Linked DNA regions of Homo sapiens: region 1 is linked to region 2. Evidence: chromatin loops called from intact Hi-C (ENCODE). Cell type or tissue: heart left ventricle. All regions are shown on one strand. Links, peaks and the distances in the headings refer to the core of each region. The heading gives the core; the rest is flanking DNA.

Region 1 (9,952 bases), core at 2,305-7,304, 54 kb before region 2:
CCTATAAACCCAGCACTTTGGAAGGCCAAGGTGGGCAGATCACCTGAGGTCAGAAGTTCAAGACTAGCCTGGGCAACATGGCCAAACCCTGTTTCTACTCAAAATACAAAAATTACCTGGGCCAGACATGGTGGGTCACGCCTGTAATCTGAGCACTTTGGGAGGCCAAGGTGGGTGGATCACTTGAGGTCAGGAGTTCAAGACCAGCCAGGGCAACATGGCAAAACCCTGACTTTAAAAAAAAATACAGCTGGGCGCAGTGGCTCATGCCTGTAATCCCAGTACTTTACGATGCCAAGGTGGGTAGATCACAAGGTCAAGAGATCAAGACCATCCTGGCCAACATGGTGAAACCCTGTCTCTACTAAAAATACAAAAATTAGCTGGGCGTGGTGGCACGCACCTGTAATCCTAGCTACTCGGGAGGCTGAGGCAGGAGAATTGCTTGAACCCAGGAGGCATAGGTTGCAATGAGCCGAGATTGTGCCACTGCACTCCAGCCCAATGACAGAACGAGACTCCGTCTAAAAAAAAAAAAACACACACAAAAATTCGCAGGGCGTGGAAGCATTCACCTGTAGTCCCAGCTACTCAGGAGGCTGAGGTGGGAGAATCGCTTGGGCCTGGGAGGTGGAGGTTGCAGTGAGCCGAGATAGTGCCACCGCACTCCAGCTTGGGTGACCCTGTCTTAAAAAAAAAAAAGTCTGGGCGCGGTGGCTCATGCCTGTAATCCCAGCACTTTGGGAGGCCCAGACGGGCAGATCACAAGGTCAGGAGATCGAGACCATCCTGGCTAACATGGTGAAACCCCATCTCTACTAATACAAAAAATTAGCCGGGTGTGGTGGCAGCCGCCTGTGGTCCCAGCTACTCGGGAGGCTGAGGCAGGAGAATGGCGTGAAACCGGGAGGCAGAGCTTGCAGTGAGCCGAGATCCCGCCAACTGCATTCCAGCCTGGGCGACAGCAAGACTCCATCTCAAAAAAAAAAAAAAAAAGAGGAAAAGAAAAGAGATAAACCTATTATAGCTACAGAAGAGGTATTTTCAAGATGCTATGGGAGTTGAGAACAAAAATTGACATAGTATGGGAAGGCGATAGCCTGGGTAGGTGATAGTCTGGGAAGGCGATAGTCTGGGTAGGTGGTAGTCTGGGAAAGTCCCACTGGAAAGAATGGCGAAGGATGAGTGTGAGCTTGCCGTGAGGAGAAGCGGAGGGCAGGCTTTCCAGATGGAGGGAGGGGTATGTGTAAGGATGCAGCGGTAGAAAGAACAAGGTGTTTACAGAGTGGCTGGTGGGCAGAGGGTCCAGAGGGAACAGTGGAAGCTGTGGCTGGACGCGGAGCCTAGAGGAGGACCCACCAGAAAGAAAGGCCAAGTATAAGGTCCTAATTTCAGAAAGCTCCAGCAGGCTTAGGCAACATCACCTCCGGGACCTCTGGGGTCAGGTATTCCAGTGATGATGCTGGGAGTGAGGGATGAGGGATCAGATAAGGAGCTGCATGTGAGAAGTGGGCCTAGCAGGACCCTCCTGAACCTTCTCTGCTGAGGCCTCTAAGAAGCTTTAGGGATTGAATGTTGCACCCTCCACTGTCTGCACCCTGAGGACAAAAGCCATGACTTAGCAGGCCTGACTCGGAGGAGATGCTCAGTAAGTGTTTCCCAACTGACAGTGGACAGAGGTGAGCCCTGCAGGGGCAGGAACCACGTCTTGCTCATCAATCTCCCTTATAGTGCCTGACACAGAACAGATATACAGCAGGACAGCGCAGAGGGGCTGCTGCTGGGGCCTGTCCCTAACCCTGTGCTGACCTCTGCACAATCCTGTGACCTCCACAAAGCTTCTAGGCCCCCTTCACGGAGCAAGATTTGGGGCCTGACTAGAGCCTGGCCATGGCTGTCCCGAGGCCTATCATATAGCCAGGTATGCCAGAAGGACTTGGGAAGATGGGGTCTTCCTGCTCCGGACTCTGATTAGTGTTCCTGGTAGCTCAGGGCCCCAGGCCTTCCTCCTTGGTCCACATGCAGGCTTGAAGCTCGTGTGGAATCAGTGCCTTTGGGCCAATGAAAAGCTGATCCTGGCATCACTCACTCACTTGGTCAATGGCTAATTCCCATTATATACGACAAGAGCATAATGTAAAGTACATTGTCTCTTATTACTTCATTCTGGGTTCCCTAGATTGGAACTCTGTTTTCAAACTCAAGAGAACAATAGAACCATCCAGAGAGCCTGTCCAAGAAGCAGATTTCTGACCTCTGCCCCCAAAAGTCTGATTCAGTTAGGTCTGCGGTAGGGCCTACAAGTCTACAGTGTCAACAAGTTCCCCTGATGAGTCCTGTACACTCAAGTCTGAGAACCACTGTTCTATGACGTCACTTGGGCCCCTAGAGTCACTGTGGTGTCAAACCACAGTATAAAAGTTTACACTGTGACGCAGGACACACCTTATACAAAATCTGAAACAAAAGTTTTATGACGCAATGTTTACCCCAACCATGGTCATGTTCTCTGCTCAATTTCACTACAAACACGCACTGGTCCAGACGCACTAAATTAGTGGGTTCCGACCCTGGCTACCCATCAGAATCACCTGGGCAGCTTTTACAGTGTGCAGGCCACATCCCTGACCAGTGAGATCAGAAACCCTGGAGGTGGGGTACAGGCATCAGTGTTGATTTATTGAATTTATTTATTTATTTGAGACAGGGTCTTGGTCTGTCACCCAGGCTGGAGTCCAGTGGTGTGATCATAGCTCACTGCAGCATCGACTTCTTGGGCTTAAGTGATCCTCCTGCCTCAGCCTCCCAAGTAGCTTAGACAACACGCACATGCCACCACACCTAGCTAACTTAAAAAAAAATTTTTTTTTTTTAAGAGATGGGGGTCTCCCTTTGTTGCCCAGACTGGTTTTGAACTCCTGGACTCAAGTGATCCTCCTGCCTTGGCCTCACAATGTGCTGGGATTACAGGTGTGAGACACTGCACCTGGCCCCTAAACTGATTTCTTGACCCACAAATCAACCATGACCCGCAGGAAAATTTTACCTTTCCTGGAAAATTGGCAAATTTCTTCTTTCTTTTCTCCTCCCCCAACTAACATTTTTCATCTTCCTCTTTGATAACAATAGCTGCATCCTGATCCATCTCCTTTTGGAATTGACTATGGGGACCTGGAGACCTTAGTCCCGGTAATTATGAGGATTTTTTTTTTTTTTTTGAGACATAGTCTCGCTTTGTCACCCAGGCTGGAGTGCAGTGGTGCGATCTCGTCTCACTGCAACCTCCACCTCCAGGTTCAAGCAATTCTCTAGCCTTAGCCTCCTGAGTAGCTGGGATTACAGGCACCTGCCACCATGCCCGGCTAATTTTTTTGTATTTTTAGTACAGATGGGGTTTCGCCATGTTGGCCAAGCTGGTCTCAAACTCCTGACCTCAGGTGAGGCCTTATGTGGATCTTATGAGTCTTTAAAGATCTTCATGGATCCCGCTGGGCGCGGTGGCTCATGCCTGTATCCTAGCACTTTGGGAGGCCAAGGTGGGCGGATTATCTGAGGGTCAGGAGTTTGAGACCAGCCTGGCCAACATGGCAAAACCCCGTTTCTACTAAAAATACAAAAAAAAAAAAATAGTCCGGTGCAGTGCCTTACTCCTGTAATCCCAGCACTTTGGGAGGCCGAGGTGGGTGGATCATCTGAGGTCAGGAGTTTGAGATCAGCCTGGCCAACATGATGAAACCCTGTCTCTACTAAAAACACAAAAATTAGTTGGGCATGGTGGCATGTGCCTGTCATCCCAGCTACTCAGGAGGTTGAAGCAGGAGACTCGCTTGAACCCAGGACGTGGAGGTTGCAGTGAACCGAGATCGCACCACTGCACTCCAGCATAGGCAACAGAGTGAGACTCTGTCTCAAAAAAGTATAATAATTATCCCGGTGTGGTAGCACTCGCCTGTAATCCCAGCTACCAGGGAGGCTGAGGCATGACAATCACTTGAACCCAGGAGGCAGAGGCTGCACTGAGCCAAAATGTGCCACTTCACGCCAGCCTGGGCGACACAGTGAGACTCTGTCTCAAAAAAAAAAAAAAAGTCTCCATACGGCTTTCTCTTCTCACTCACAGAGTTTTCTCTTTGCATCTGTGTCTTTTTAGGTAAGGGGCAGAGTGGCCATAAGGGCCAGCCACTATATTCTTGGGGCTGACCCAGGCCAGAGAATGGGCCAGGGGAGGGGAGCTGAGCACTGAGCACTTCCTGTGGCTTCTGAAGCTCCAGGGGACAGTCTGCAGTGGGGCCCTGCTCCACTCCGCAACGCTGCTGTGGTTTCCTGTTTGCAGCTGCTGTGCTGGGCTGGCCTCCCCAGCCCCTCTACCAGCCTATGGATGTATGTGAGGTGGGGGTGCTGATGCTGCCTAGAAAATAGCAGGAGGGGCCTCAGAGAGGTCAACCCAAGAACGCCCAAGGGCAGGAGAGGAGAGACAAAGAAGCTGGAAAGGGTCCTGGGAGGGAGACTGAGGCAGAGAACGAAGGGTCCCGACAGCCTATCACAGTTGGTTCATATCAAGGCGGGCGCCAGGAGGTCTGTCCATTCCTGATACCTCCTTCCCTGGTCTGTTGCTATGCTTGCAGTGCCAACATTACTGCCCCACGTGGGCCTTTCTTGGGGGCCTGGAGTGAGAGGAGGTGTGGCTGGGTTTGAATCCTGGCTCTGCACTTACTAGCTGTGTTTCCCCAGGCAAATTATTTCTCTTCCCTAAGCCTCAGTTTTTCCATCTGTAAAATGAAGACAATGGAAGTACAATCCCCATACATTGTTTTAAGTCACTTAAAGGGCTTAACATAAACGTGGGGGCTGCTGCTCCTTCAACATCCCTCTTTGCCTCTGCCTTAAAGGACTCAGGGGCAGCAGCTCAGAGGGAGGCAGGGTCATCAAAGAGACAATCAACTTTGTGTTTTGATTGCAAAAGACCCTGCACCTGGGGTGGGAGAAGCCCCACATGAATGTGCATGTGGCCCGTTCCTACTCCTCTTTGGTCCAGTTTTTCAGTCTGTACAGTGGAGCGAGGAGGATCCATGAGATGACTTCCAGTGGGTTTCTAGCTCTGACTGGCTACTGACCCAAGAGATCCTGTCACCATTTTAATGTTTTGCCAAGAGATCAGAATCATGTTGTGTCTTGGGGAAGGAGGAATCACCTCCTAGTCAACGCAGAGAAATTCTGTGACTATACTCTATTAAAAATCCTAGTTGCCAATGTGTTGGCTGAGCCTAGATCCCTACTGTGGGCCATTCACATTCACTTTTATTTTTTGAAATGGAGTCTGGCTCTGTTGCCCAGGCTGGAGTGCAGTGGTGCAATCATGGCTCACTGCACCCTGGAACTCCTGGACTTAAGTGATCCTCCCACTTCAGCCTCCGAAGTAGCTCGGACTACAGGGATGCACCACCATGCCTCACTACATTTTAAATTTTTTTGTAGAGAAGTGGTCTCATTATGTTGGCTAGGCTGGTCTCAAATTTCTGGGCACAAGTGATTCTCCCACCTCAGCCTCCCAAAGTGCTGGGATTACAGGTGTGAGCCACAGTGCCCGGCCTGTATTATTTTTAGAAATGCAGATTTTTGCTCTATTGCTGATAGGCTCTCATGGCAGCAACATGGCAGATGACAGCCAGACTGCTAGACACCAAGGCTAGGAACTCCAGCCCTTCACATTTGGCCTTCTGCCCCACCCTCAAGTCATATCACACTTGGCTCTTGGCATTGGAGGGGCAAGCCCTGGCATCACTGTGGATCTCAAATAGAGGTATGTTTCCCAAACTCTGTGCCATGGAACACTGGCTTCCAGTGACCCAGGAGCTCCCTGAGAGCAGGGACCATGGCCACCTCACTCAGCAGAGATGCCTAAGGCCTGACACATACAGTAGGTCCTGTCCTTCCCTGAAGCCTCCCCACATCATAGGTGCTGGAGAAGCATTTGCTGAATGAATGAACATGGAGTGACTCTGACTGGTGCTGCATGATGAAACACTCCTGTGTCAGAAACACTTGGGAAATGCCCAGTTAGGCAAACGCGACGCCTTAAGAAGTCTTGTGTTAACACGGATTGTGAACCTCTCAGAGAAGGATACGATTTTCGGGGTCCCCTAAACTGACCCCCCATCTCCTCTACTTCTAAGCAGGTGGCCCACAGAACACACTCAGAGAGTCCCTGTAATGCATCCTCTCGTTTCCCCCAAAACACACGCCCAGCACTGTGTCTCTGCTGAGTAGCAACCCCACTGCCTTGGGAGAAAACCAAAGCTTCTCAGCTCGGCATCCAAGGCCTCTGTGCTGGAGCTTGCTCACTTCTAACCTCCTATTGTCCCGAGGTGCAGCCCACTGGCCCACCCCAGCACCACTGTGTCTTGTTGCCTGGGATCCTGTGGGAACATCCCTCAGGATCCCAGGTCCACTCCTCCAGGTCCACTCATGGTCTATTCCTCCATGAAGCCTCCCTTGATTGCTCCAAAGTTAGCTGCCTCTCCTCTGCTTTCATGGCCTGTCTCCATCTCCCCCAGCCTGGGCTCCACATGGTTCATATGGGCAGGACACGGAGCTGGGGCTCAGGAAATCTTGGTTGACTGAGAAGTCAGGCAAAGCCTATTTTCTGGGCCGCACCTGCAGCCATATATCTGTGGGCTCCTTTCTGAGACCTCCACGTAGGGAGGGCCTGGGCTGGCACCGAGCTTACTCACCTCTCCTGGTCTGGCTCTCCCGGATGAGGAAGGCCCCTCCAGGGTTCCCAGGTAACAACAGCAGTTCCTCTGCTTTCTCCCTGCTCAGGCCCTCATACAGCCACCTGGCGGAGCGAAAGAGAGGGACAAGGGACAGGGTCAGCCTGGAGGAAGAGGGAAGCCAAGATTTTACCACCACCGCTGAGTGACCCTCACAAGGCCCTCCCTCTCTGGGCCTCAGAGTTCTATCTGCTCCACGAAGAGCTGGGCTCAGGGTCTCCGAGGTCCATGCCATTTTTGTCCTCCCAGTCCTGGCTCCAGGGCCCTGGGAGGACAAACTCATGGGGACAGCCTCAGCTTTCTCTGCCTGGAGACCTCATTCCCCCAAGTAACCTGGGTTGGTCCCAGCCTCTCTGCTATCCCTGCTCAGTCCCCAAAGCACCCTGATTCTATCCACTCACCTTTCTAAGCCTCAGCTTTCCAAGAGCTGCCCCTCTGTTTTTTTCTTTTTTTACTGAGACAGGCTCCTGCTCTGTGGCCTAGACTAGAGTGCAGTGGCGCAATCACGGCTCACTGCAGCCTTGACCTTCCAGGCTCAGATGATCCTCCCACCTCAGCCTCCCTAGTAGCTGGGACTACAGGTGCGCACCACTGTGCCAGCCCCTCACGCCACATGCTGCCATCTCCTACGTGGACTTTTCAGCATTTTCCACCACGAGATCCTGGCAACCTCCAAAGCCCAGAGCTCCACACCTCCTCTGTGGGCCTTCCCAAGCCCTTCCTCTGGCTCCCACATCTCACAGGCCAACCTGTGCTAGGATGAGCTGTCTGCCCCTCTTGAGGGCAGGACCTGGGTTCGATTCTCCCCCATCCCCAGCTTTGCTCAGCGCAGAGCCGTGCACAAAGGGGAGTTCTTGTGGGAGGAGAAAGCAGGAAGCTCTGCAAGGCGGGCCTGGGGTGGGAACTCACCCATGGGAGACTTTGGCCACGTGGACGCTGGGGATGTTATACTCTCTGCCTGAGACTTCAGACAGCACCGTCCACCAGTCTCCATCCCTGGAGAGAGAAAGGAGTGGGGGCACCTCTTTCAGATGAGCCAAGGCCCCGACAACCACACATTCAGGGCTTGCAAGGACCCTCTCAGGCTGGATCCTGTGGCCACCTGTCCTGCCTGTTTCCCAGGCTTCCCTGCACTAGCCTGTCCAGGTACCTCCTGAGTCAGGGCTGGGGCTGGTGGTAGATGCACAATTCCAGGCTCCCTGCTACAGGGCGCTGCCCACCCACTGCTTCTCCCTGTGGGGGTGTCCAGCCGCCTGAAATTCCACCACAGGGTTTCTGTGAGCGCTTCAGCAAAGGCTTGTGCTTTTCTACCTGGGGGAAGGGCCCCTTCTCCCGGGACAGTATCTCTAATTCCTTCCTTCTTTTATTTTTTTGAGACAGAGTTTTGCTCGTCGCCCAGGCTGGAGTGCAATGGCGTGATCTCAGCTCACTGCAACCTCCTCCTCCCAGGTTCAAGTGATTCTCCTGCCTCAGCCTCCCAAGTAGCTGGGATTACAGGCGTCTGCCACCAAGCCCGGCTAATTTTTGTATTTTTAGTAGAGACGGTTTCACCGTGTTGGCCAGGCTGGTCTCGAATTCCTGACCTCAGGTGATCTGCCCACCTCAGCCTCCCAAAGTGCTGGGATTACAGGTGTGAGCTACCACGCCTGGCCCATTCATTTATTTTAGAGATGACAGGGTCTTGCTGTCACCCAAGCTGGAGTGCACTGGCTTGATCATAGCTCATTGCAGCCTTGAGCTCCCGAGCTCCAGCGATTCTCCCACCTAAGCCTCCCAGACAGCTAGCGCTACAGGCACACACCACCATGCCTGGCTCTATTAGTGCATATTCAGGTATCCAGTGCCCATGGACTTACTCAGAGACGATGGTCAATGGCTCCCCGAGTCTCAGCGACAGCTCGGCCGGGCCACCTGCCGGGAAACTGCCCAGGGCCACGGCTGTGGCCTTGCTTCTCTCTAGATGGAGGGACAGAAATAGTCACCTACTTAGCTAGCCCTGCTCCACGCATGAGGTCTAGTGGAGTCTGGCCTGGGTCTGGCTCCCAGCATCAGCCCTCCACAAGCACCCTGAGGGAGTCCCATCCACTTCCTAAGAGGGCCACCCTGGAATCAAGCTTTTCCAGCAGAACTTTGCAGAGCCCTGACAGTGCCCAGAGAGAGAGAGAGAGAGAGAGAAAGAAAGAAAAAAAAAATAGTGATAGGGTCTTGCTCCATCACCACTGCACGTAGGCTGAGCGACAGGGCAAGATCCTATCTCTAAAAATTAGGCTCAATGCAGCCTTGACCTCCCGGGCTCAAATCCTCCAGCCTCAGCCTCCTGAGTGGCTGGGACTACAGGTGTGCACCACTACACCCGGCTAATTTAAAACAATTTTTTAGTAGAGATGAGGTCTTGCTATGTTGCCCAGGACACGGTGGCCATGAGGCTCAGAATGTGGTGACCATAAGGCCCAATTTCAAGGCTGGGCATCAGGCGGCAAGGGCACCCTCAGCACAGCACCCACGCCCTCAGCCACCCCAGAGGGCAGCCTGCTCAGGCCAACCAGACTCCCTATGACCGCCGAGCCTTGTAGCCTGAAAATCCAGGTTTCAGCAGCTGCTGAAGGCCACTCACTGCACCCTAGCATCCCTCCCTTCTTCCCCCTTGTCCTTTTTCTGTAAGGATTCCTTAGCACATAAACACATTAAGTAGGAGAAGCAGCCAGGGTCAGCAAGAAGGGTCCCTCTGCATCCTAGATGCCCCTGTAGGAAGCAAGGTCTTAGAGGACTCTGGTGTGCCCTTCAGATGGAGCTGGGACCCCAGGAAGTGGGGCAGGGGAAGCAGACGAGCAGACAAGGATGGGGGTGTTGGGTGGCGGCACCGTGTGGGCTGAAGGGCCTGTGCTCCGGGTGGGCATGGGAAGACCGAGGCTGATTCTGGAAATGGACTAGTTCCCCACATCCTCCCAGACACGTGTGGAGACCCTGCAGTGAACCCAGCCTGGAGAGCTCCCCAGGGGTCTGTCCTCTGAGGTCTCTGAGGCATAAGGCCTGGCCATTCCACAGTGCAGAGAAATGTCTGATGCTTGGACAAATGATGCACACCTTGTGATGGGTGCTCTCTGATGAGAATGGGAAAATGTGGCCTGGGAGGGCCCCTTCCCCTCCTGGAAGCCCTGGCCTTGCACTCCCGGGGGCAGCCA
Region 2 (9,952 bases), core at 2,194-7,193:
ACCACCACACCCGACTAATTTTGTATTTTTAGTAGAGATGGGGTTTCTCCATGTTGGTCAGGCTGGTCTCAAACTCCCGACCTCAGGTGATCTTCCCGCCTCTGCCTCCCAAAGTGCTGGGATTACAGGCATGAGCCACCGTGCCCAGTCCAAACTGTAATTTAGAACTACTGCTACATACAACTTGGATGAGTTTCACAGACACCGTGATGAAAGAAAAGAAACCAGACAGGCTGGGTGCGGTGGCTCACGCCTGTAATCCCAGCAGTTTGGGAGGCCGAGGCGGGTGGATCACAAGGTCAGGAGTTCAAGACCAGCCTGGTCAAGATGGTGAAACCTGGTCTCTCCTAAAAATACAAAAAAATTAGCCGGGCATGGTGGTGGGCACCTGTAATCCCAGCCACTCGGGAGGCTGAGGCAGAGAATTGCTTGAACCGGGAGGTGGAGGTTGCAGTGAGCCAAGATCATGCCACTGCACTCCAGCCTGGGCAACAGAGTGAGACTCCATCTCAAAAAAAAAAAAAAAATACAGTTTCTATGATTCCAATTTAACAGATAAAACTGTTTAAAAACAGATAAAACTTATCTCTGGTAACAACAGTCAGAACAGGTAATTTCTGGGAAGGAGAGGAAGTATCAATTAGGAAAAGATACAACGGAATCCCCTAGTGAGCTGGGAATATTCTATATCTTGATTGGATGGTGATTTTATATGTAAACATTCTTCAAGCTATATACTTAACATTTTTACCCTTAACTGTATATATACCTCAATGAAAAACTGGTAAGCTGTTTTGAGATGGGCCAAGATAAGCCGATGGACACCTTCATGTGGTACTTACTTTGGAAGCTGCCCAGTCAATCCAGCCTTTAGCGCAAGGGTCAACATTAATGAGCACAAGGCCTTCCACAAGCTCTGGATGGTTGAGCTGAAAGATGAGGCAAAGACAATAGTATGAAAGCTACACTCCCACAGTTCTTCTAAACAGTTGGAACATGGTTGATCAATTCTTACTTACATGCCTTAATGCCTCACATTTGAAAGTAAGACTACAAAGAGGGAGAACATGTGGAAAAATAGCTCTTGAAATCTGACTTAGCATATGGAAACCAGTTTCTGGTTTTGCTATCAAATTACTTATTTTACTATCAAATTATCTTGTCTTGCAAAGATCTATATGCAGTTGTTCAATTCATGGTGGATCTTCCTCATTGGGAAAGTGCGCTTGGCACAAGCAGCTGCTCCATGCTCATATATCTTTGTTCTCAACAGAGGCTTCTGAAGTTTTTTTTTCTGAAACCATCTGAACAGTCTGTATCATCCTCAGAAGACTCTCCTATCACTGAGGACGTATTAAAAAAAAATAATGATAATAATGTCTGGCCGGGCACGGTGGCTCACGCCTGTAATCTCCGCACTTTGGGAGGCTGAGGAGGGTGGATCACGAGGTCAGGAGTTAGAGACCAGCCTGACCAACATGGCGAAACCCCATGTCTACTAAAAATGCAAAAATTAGCTGGGTGTGGTAGTGGGCGCCTGTAATCCCAGCTACTCAGGAGGCTGAGGCAGGAGAATCACTTAAACCCAGGAGGCGGAGGTTGCAGTGAGCCGAGATTGCACCACTGCACTCCAGCCTGGGCGACACAGCAAGACTTCATCTCAAAAAAAAAAAAAAAAAAAATTTATAATAGGAGCTCTAGCTCTCTAGCTTATTTAATTTAATTTAATTTAATTTTCTTTTTGAGACAGAGTTTCGCTCTTGTTGCCCAGGCTGGTGCAGTGATGCTATCTCGGCTCACTACAATCTCGGCCTCTAGGATTCATGCAATTCTCCTGCCTCAGCCTCCTGAGTAGCTGGGATTACAGGCACCTACCACCACGCCCAGCTAATTTTTGTATTTTTAGTGGAGACGGGGTTTCACCATGTTGGCCAGGCTGGTCTCGAACTCCTGACCTCAGGTGATCCACCCGTGTCGGCCTCCCAAAGTGCTAGGATCACAGGCGTGAGCCACCGTGCCTGGTCCCTGGCTTACTTTTTTTCTCTGACTACAGTGATTATATTCACGATAGAAAATTTGATAAGCAGAGAAATTATAAAAAGCAGAAAATAAAAATTTCACATTATCTTACCACATATCAATCCATTAATATTTTTTGGTACATTTTCTTCCAGTCCTTTCCTATGGCTATGACAAACTTTATGTCAATCTATATTCTAACTTTTTGGTTAACATTATAATGTATGCAAACCATGTATCATTATAAAGCTTTTCGTAAACTTAATTTTAATGGCCGCACAAAATTCCATTATAAGCAGCATCTAGGACTTGCTTTTTATTGATGATGTACTGTCCCCATTTGTGATTTTTCAGGTATTGTTAAGTACAAAGCTAGGCTTTATACAACCTGTATCTAAAGCTGACAGAAGTTACAGAAAAACTGACATAAGGCCCAGAATACTGCCTGGTCATTTAACACAGCAGTAATAGCTGTGACCCAGGCACTGCCTCAAGGATGTTGAGGCTAATCCTCTACATACTTACTGCAAATCTGCTGAGGATGTAAGCTCCAGCTCCAACTCCAATTCCAATGATGCTTTTCAGGCTGTGAATGGGACATAACGACAACTGACAGAGTCAACTTCATTTGCAGGCAGCATTGCATAATTGAAAGCATACAACCTGGGTTGAAATCCTGGCTCTGATATTTATTAGATGTGAGAATTTGGGCAAGTGTTTTTTTTCTTTCCCCTAACTTTCTGAGCCTCAGTTCCTTATTTATAAAACAAGGATCTCAGCTGGGCGCAGTGGCTTACGCCTGTAATCTTAGCACTTTGGGAGGCCGAGGCAGGCGGATCACGAGGTCGGCGGATCACGAGGTCAGCAGATCAAGACCATCCTGGCCAACATGGTGAAACCCCGTCTCTACTAAAATACAAAAAATTAGCCGGGCATGGTGGCGTGCGCCTGTTAAAAAAAAAAACAAAGGCTGGGCACGGTGGCTCACGCCTGTAATCCCAGCACTTTGGGAGGCCGAGGCGAGCGGATCACGAAGTCAGGAGATCGAGACCATCCTGGCTAACACGGTGAAACCCCGTCTCTACTAAAAATACAAAAAAAATTAACCAGACATGGTGGCGGGCACCTGTAGTCCCAGCTGCTCGGGAGGCTGAGGCAGGAGAATGGCATGAACCCGGGAGGTGGAGCTTGCAGTGAGCCGAGAATGCGCCACTGCACTCCAGCCTAGGTGACAGAGTGAGACTCTGTCTCAAAAAAAACAAAAAACAAAACCAAAAAAAACAAGGATCCCACCAACTACTTTCAAGTTGGTTTTAATGGTTAAATAAAATATAACTGAGACCGGGGGCAGTGGCTCACGCCTATGATCCCAGGACTTTGAGAGGCCAAGGCAGGTGGATCATTGAAGGTGAGGAGTTCGAGGTCAGCCTGGCCAACATCATGAAACCCCGTCTCTACTAAAAATACAAAAAAAATTAGCCAGGCATGGTGGCCTGTGCCTGTAATCCCAGCTAAATGGGAAGCTGAGGCAGGAAAATCGTTTGAACCCAGGAGGCAGAGGCTGCAGTGAGCTGCGATCGCACCACTACACTCTAGCCTGGGTGATGGAGTGAAACTCCATCTCAAAACAAATAAATAAATAAATAAATATATGTATATATATGTATATATACATATATATATACACACACATATATGTACACACACACACACACACACACATATAAAAATATATATAACTGAAACCTGGGAGTTATCCTTGGTAGCTGTCAGTATCCAACCCATCAGCAAGTCAGTGGAGTCTATCTCCAGAATATATCCATCTACCTACTACTATCTACTTCAATCATCCCCCAACAGCAGCATCCAGTACCATGCTATCATTATCTCTTGCCTGGACTATTGTTAATAGTTTAACTGTTCTCCCTGCTTTCTCTCTCTGATTCTTCTCCAAACCATTCTCTTCTCAGTGAGATGAACGTTTTTAAAAAAATTTAAACAGCTTTATTTTTATTTTTTAGATACAGGGTGTCTCACTGTTACTCAGGCTGGAGTGCAGGGGTGGGATCACAACTCACTGTAGCCTTGAACTGCTGTTGTTAAGTGATCTTCCTGCCACTTGGCCCAGCTCAAGGTAGATTTTTAAATCTTCTAGGTCTCAGCGTGTGTGCCACCTTCCTAGAGAGGAATTCCCTAACTTGCCTTACTAATGTAGATCCCACCCTTATTCTCTATCACAACACCCCCACTGACTTATTTTATAGAACTTTATTATTTGTTTGCTTACTTGTTACCCCACTAAGCTCTAGGAGGACAGTGATAATATTTTTCCTAACCATCATATCCTCTGAAACAGACACTAAATAATTCACCATAGAAAGTCAATAAAAACTGCATGAAAGACTGCAGAATGAACCTACCTTAGGTGGGTAAGAACAGGAGGCAGCATTTCAGCCAGCTCATCCATTGTGGGGTACTGATACCTGCAATCCAGAAGGATATCTCCTGAATTAGAAAGCACTCACAATTCCCAGTTGCTAGAACAGCTGGAAAGGTCCAGAAGTCTTAGATAAAAGGCTGAGCGCAGTAGCTCATGCCTATAATCCCAGCACTTTGGGACACCGAGGTGGGCAGATCACCTGAGGTTGGGAGTTCGAGACCAGCCTGACCAACATGGAGAAACCTCATCTCTACTAAAAATACAAAATTAGCTGGGTGTGGTAGCACATGCCTGTAATCCCAGAAACTTGGGAGGCTGAGGCAGGAGAATTGCTTGAACCTGAGAGGCGGAGGCTGCCGTGAGCGGAGATCATGCCATTGCACTCCAGCCTGGGCAACAAGAGCAAAACTCCGCCTCAAAAAAAAAAAAAAATCTTAGATAAAAGCATTTCCTTTTACCAAAGGCTCAAAGGAGGTGATGTGGTACCCTGAAAATGATTGTGGCATATTGTGTAACTCTCTACAACTGCCATGCTAAGGAGAAAGTAAAATAATCCACGGTTTCTATATCCTAACAAGCAGCCCTTGGGACCAGAGGGTGCCACATGAAAAGAACTAGTAACATGGTTCTCTCTTAGGGTATTTCCAAACCTCTAACAATCTCTTCAGTTGGAGTCCAGGCTCAGTAAACCTCCGGCAGTAAGAGTCAACTCAGAAAGGGGGTCTTGGTCTACTGCTATATTTAGGCAACTAAATGCAAAAATAAAGCTTTTCTAGGTATGGGCACACAGTTACAAACCCTTAGCATGAATGCTTATTTGTTTCACTTAGGCATAGAATAACATAGTTATTTTTAAAATTTTATTATTATTATTATTATTATTATTAATTTTTTAAGAGACATGGTCTCACTCTGTCACCCAGGCTGGAGTGCAGTAGTGAAATCATAGCTCACTGTAACCTTGAACTCCTGGGCTCAAGCTATCCTCCTGCCTCAGGCTTCTGAGTAGCTGGGACTACAGGCGCATGCCACCATGCCTGGCTAATTTTTCAATTTTTTGTAGAGATGGAGTCTCGCTATGTTGCCAGGGCTGGTCTTGAATTCCTGGCCTCAGGTGATCCTCCTACCTCAGCCTAACAAAGTGCTAGAACTACAGGTGTGAGCCACTGTGTCTGGCATGGTTATTTTATTGTATTTGAATTTGGTTCATAATATGAACCATCTGATCCTAAGATGTTCGAGCAGGCCCAGGAACAGACCCAGATCAGAATTCCTAGAAAAGTAGTAAGCATCCGACTGGGAGCGTTGGCTCACGCCTGTAATCCCAACACTTTCAGAGGCTGAGGCAACCAGATTGCTCAAGCCCAGGAGTTCGAGACCAGCCTGAGCAACAGGGCAAAACCCTGTCTCTACAGAAAATAACAATAATTAGCCAGGCGTGTTGGCACACACTTGTAGTCCCAGCTAGTAGGGAGGCTGAGATGGGAGGATCACTTGAGCCCAGGAGGTTGAGGCTGCAGTAAGCCATGATCACGCCACTGTACTCCAGCCTGGGAAACAAAGCACTATCCTATCTCAAGAAAGAAAGAAAAAGTATTACAGAATTGGAGATGGAATTGATCCTAAGATGACCACTTATATATGAGGCAGGATCTGTTCTACATCTGACAGGGAAGTCAGCCTGCCTCTGCCTGAACACTTAAGGGGATGGTGTGCTGTGGAACCATTTGTCCACAAAATAGAAAAAAGGAACTGGATACAAATCTTGTTGGATATAAACTGACCACTGGCCAATTTGCATTTTAGAGTCAGATTCTGGCACCAGACTGTCTGGGTTCAAATCTTAGCTCTGCCACTTATTTGTTATGTAATGTTAGCCATGTTACTTAATTTTTCTGGGCCTCAGTTTCCTCACTTATAAAATGGGAATAATAGTAAACTTATCCCATAGGGTTGTGAGGAGTAAATGAGTTAACAAATGTAAAGCATTTAAAGCAGGGTCTGGAACACGGTTTGAGTACTATTTAAATATTAGCTATTATTTGTCTGCAATTGTCTATTTCCCAGCAGTCACTGGCCAAAGGCAGCTCTGGAGATGAGTGAAAGGATAGGGGAAGAATTAGCATTCCACAGAGTGTGTGCTCACTCCTCCTAAGGTCTTCTCAATAAGCACCCGTCCAGGGAACAAACAGGTAGGGAGCCTATGACTCTGCCCTGCGAAGCAGATGTAGGAGGAAGCTGAGAGTGCCAAAGCCAATCAATCACCCCACACCTCTATCTGCCAGGACAGCCTCTCAGAATAAACAGTTACACAGATAGTCAAATTTCCATTACTAGTTTGAGAGCTAAGGATGGGGAGATGCTCCCAGGAAAGCTCAGAGAGATCTGAATTTGGGCCTAAGTAGTTGGGAGTTTTGAGGAAGGACACAAAAATGACAGGTTTTTTTGTTTGTTTGTTTTCTTTCTGGGGACAGGGTCTTGCTCAGTCATCCAGGCACTGCAGCCTCAATCCCCTGGGCTCAAGTGATCCTCCCACAACAGCCTCCCAAGCAGACACGACCACAGGTGAACACCACCATGCCTGGCTGGCTAATTTTTCAATTTTTTGTAGAGACAAGGTATTCCTATGTTATCCAGGCTGGTCTTGAACCCCGGGGCTCAAGCAATCCTACTGCCTTTGCCTCCCAAAGTGCTAGGATTATAGGTGTGAGTCACCACGTCTCGCTAAAAAATGACAGCTTTCAAACAGATAAGGAAGGGAAAGATAAAGACAGTGAGGAGTAGATGTTCCAGACACTTATGCCTTGAGATTACAGGAAAGCAGGCACCTGCTATGGAGAGCCATTCCTGGATATGGGAAAACACACAGTTTCCCCCAAAAAACTGTACATAACAGTCCTCTCAGCCCAAGGAGAGAAAATATGAGGATGGTTGGTCAATAAGCATAACCTATAGACGGTAATAAAATCAAAGGGAAGCACACACCACTTCTCCCACTGGAGCTCAGCCAGTTGCTCTACTGAGTGCACGTCTCCCAGATGATCTTTTCGTGGCCTTACCCTGTTGGGAAAGAGGGTGCACCTTCCTGCTGGCCTGGGGCATCCACATGACAGACAGCAAAGTGCTGGGTGATCTCTTGCATATCCTCAAAGTTAAAGAATGCATTGAAACAGGATTTATCTATAAGAATAAAAATACCCATAAGTCACAGGCTCTCCATATCGCCCCAATTTTCCTCTACTCAGTCAATGCCTATTATCACCTTCTTTCCCTGCTTTTTAACCACCATTCCACCAAAGTGAGGTGTCTGAACAATCTGTCTGATTCAAGCTGCCCTAAAGGCTGAATATAAGACATCTCATATTGAGATACATATTGAAAACAATTCTTAATTCTAAATAATGTCTGCAAAGTAGAAATTACTTTGTTAATATTTGGTGGTTTCCGATTATTGCACAAAATAATCTTACACCCATAATGCTGTCATTTCTCATGGACATTATTCCTCTATCTCACAAACAGACACTGATTATACCCCAAGAGCACAGGTGGCGTGAATGTCCTGAGCTGTTCACATTCACCACACGGGAGTTTGTCTCTTGGCAAAATTGCCAGAGTGAAGGGAGGGGCTGCTGCTTCCACTTCTACCCTCTTTGTATACCTGCTTAAATCACTTCTCATGCCAAGGCAGCTACAAAAGCTTTAACACTCAACTGTGGCCTCAAATGCAGGGCATCTATGAAAGCCAGAGCAGCATGAAAGAAAACACATGTATGCAGACTCTGTGTGTCTATGGCTGGGGCCAGAATCTTACACTACCATCTAGAAAAGTCCACTTAAAGTCACTGGTGACAGGCTCTAGCAAGAATTCTTACTAATTCATTGAAGAGCTCACAACAAAGTTAAGTTCCAACTCTGAATTTTCTAACCTGAAACATATTTAAAAAAAAAAAACAGAGTACAGGCTTGAAAACATGGATTTCAGTTCTACTTTCTTAGCAGTGCATTGTATAATCTGCAATCCTTTAGCAGACATGAAGGCGAGATGTGATTCCAGTATCCCCAGAATACATTCCCCTGCACACTTCCCAGGAACTTTATACCATTAACGAATGTAGGAACAAGGAGGGAAAGTTACCACAGAGAGGGGGAAACCTCTGCTCTATTAGAATATTGTTGTTGTTTGGTTTTTAACATACAAAGATCAAGTATGATAAGAAGGGAAGGTGTAAAATAAAATACATACGGTTGAGGCCAATGTCATGATATGTTAGTATAACTGGTCTGTTTCCTTTGGGTAAGCCTCTTATAGTGACGTGGACCACACCATGAGTTGTTTCTATATCATGTTCCTGTAACAAGAGAATGTAAGTTCTCAGAAAAAGCAGAATGAACTTCCCAGGTTGCCAAAGTTTCACAATACCTGCTTTACCACCGTTTCCCACGAGCTGGGGCAGGACACATTAATAAATTACATGTGGCTGGGCGTGGTGGTTCACGCCTGTAATCCCAGCACTTTGGGAGGCCTAGGTGGTCGGATCACTTGAGGTCAGGACTTTGAGGATCAGCCTGGCCAACATGATGAAACCCTGTCTTTACTAAAAATAAAAAATCAGCCAGGCATGGTGGCACACGCACATAATCCCAGCTACTCAGGAGGCTAAGGCTGGAGAATCACTTGAACCTGGGAGGCAGAGATTACAGTGAGCTGAGATCGTGCTACTGCATTCTAGCCTGGTGACAGAGCAAGACTTCGTCTCAAAAAATAAAATAAAATAAAATAAATGCATACCAGAGAGATGCTAGAGTATACATAATATTCCTACTTTCCAATTCTTCCAGAAAAATAAATAGGGAGCAAAACACACCTTGTTATCTCCAAAGCTCACTTACGAGCCCAGGGATCTGTTGAGAATACATTTGCAATTGGCTATGGAAAGGAAATCAGCAAATTGGGTAAGGAGCCAGGTAAGACTTGTGGGGAAAAAAGGAAATGGAAGATATGAAGAAGTTGCTGGGTAAAAAATCAGAGGTTTTGGAGCTTCTGAACACATGTTCAGATAATTTATAATTAATTTCAGTAGATAATTTCACCAGACACCTATGGGTGTATCTGCCTAGGATCCCTTCTTTCCTGGGAGCTGTCCTTCTGTGTCATCCACACGTTACAGGGGTGGATCTTGGCTACCATGTTTGTGGAACATAAACTTACGGCCATAGCTTACTGGAGTCAGGGAGGCATCTGGCCCAGGCTGGGTCAGCACCTTTCCCTTGGAACTAAGAGATTTTTTTTTTTTTTTTTTTTTGAGACAGAGTCTCGCTCCGTCACCCAGGCTGGAGTGCAGTGGCGCGATCTCGGCTCACTGCAAGCTCCGCCTCCTGGGTTCACGCCATTCTCCTGGCTCAGCCTCCCAAGTAGCTGGGACTACAGGCACCTGCCACCACGCCCAGCTAATTTTTTGTATTTTTAGTAGAGACGGGGTTTCACTGTGT

Evidence for each region. A loop is a pair of places that touch in the nucleus more often than their neighbours do. Peaks named below come from ENCODE experiments on the same cell type or tissue, not always from the same donor. Only the 100,000 strongest peaks of a DNase experiment are listed, where the experiment ranks them.
Region 1: a loop joins it to region 2, with 5 times the contacts of the local background. A loop is called at or near these places in 2 of 110 quality-filtered maps.

The regions. Positions count from the first base shown.
Region 1 is chr20:36,625,864-36,635,815 of GRCh38, forward strand. SLA2 (Src like adaptor 2) reads right to left here. Exons shown (of 8, transcript NM_032214.4): 3 at 8,627-8,726; 4 at 7,680-7,766; 5 at 6,732-6,835. Among named protein-coding and RNA genes, the nearest start is that of SLA2, 15 kb to the right of the region's middle. RefSeq lists enhancers at 4,374-4,483, 7,163-7,664. In heart left ventricle, for the core only: no CTCF peak of the experiment used is centred there; a DNase peak (open chromatin) is centred at 4,305.
Region 2 is chr20:36,679,974-36,689,925 of GRCh38, forward strand. NDRG3 (NDRG family member 3) reads right to left here. Exons shown (of 16, transcript NM_032013.4): 4 at 8,706-8,811; 5 at 7,519-7,639; 6 at 4,440-4,502; 7 at 2,545-2,605; 8 at 843-929. Among named protein-coding and RNA genes, the nearest start is that of SLA2, 39 kb to the left of the region's middle. In heart left ventricle, for the core only: no CTCF peak of the experiment used is centred there; no DNase peak of the experiment used is centred there.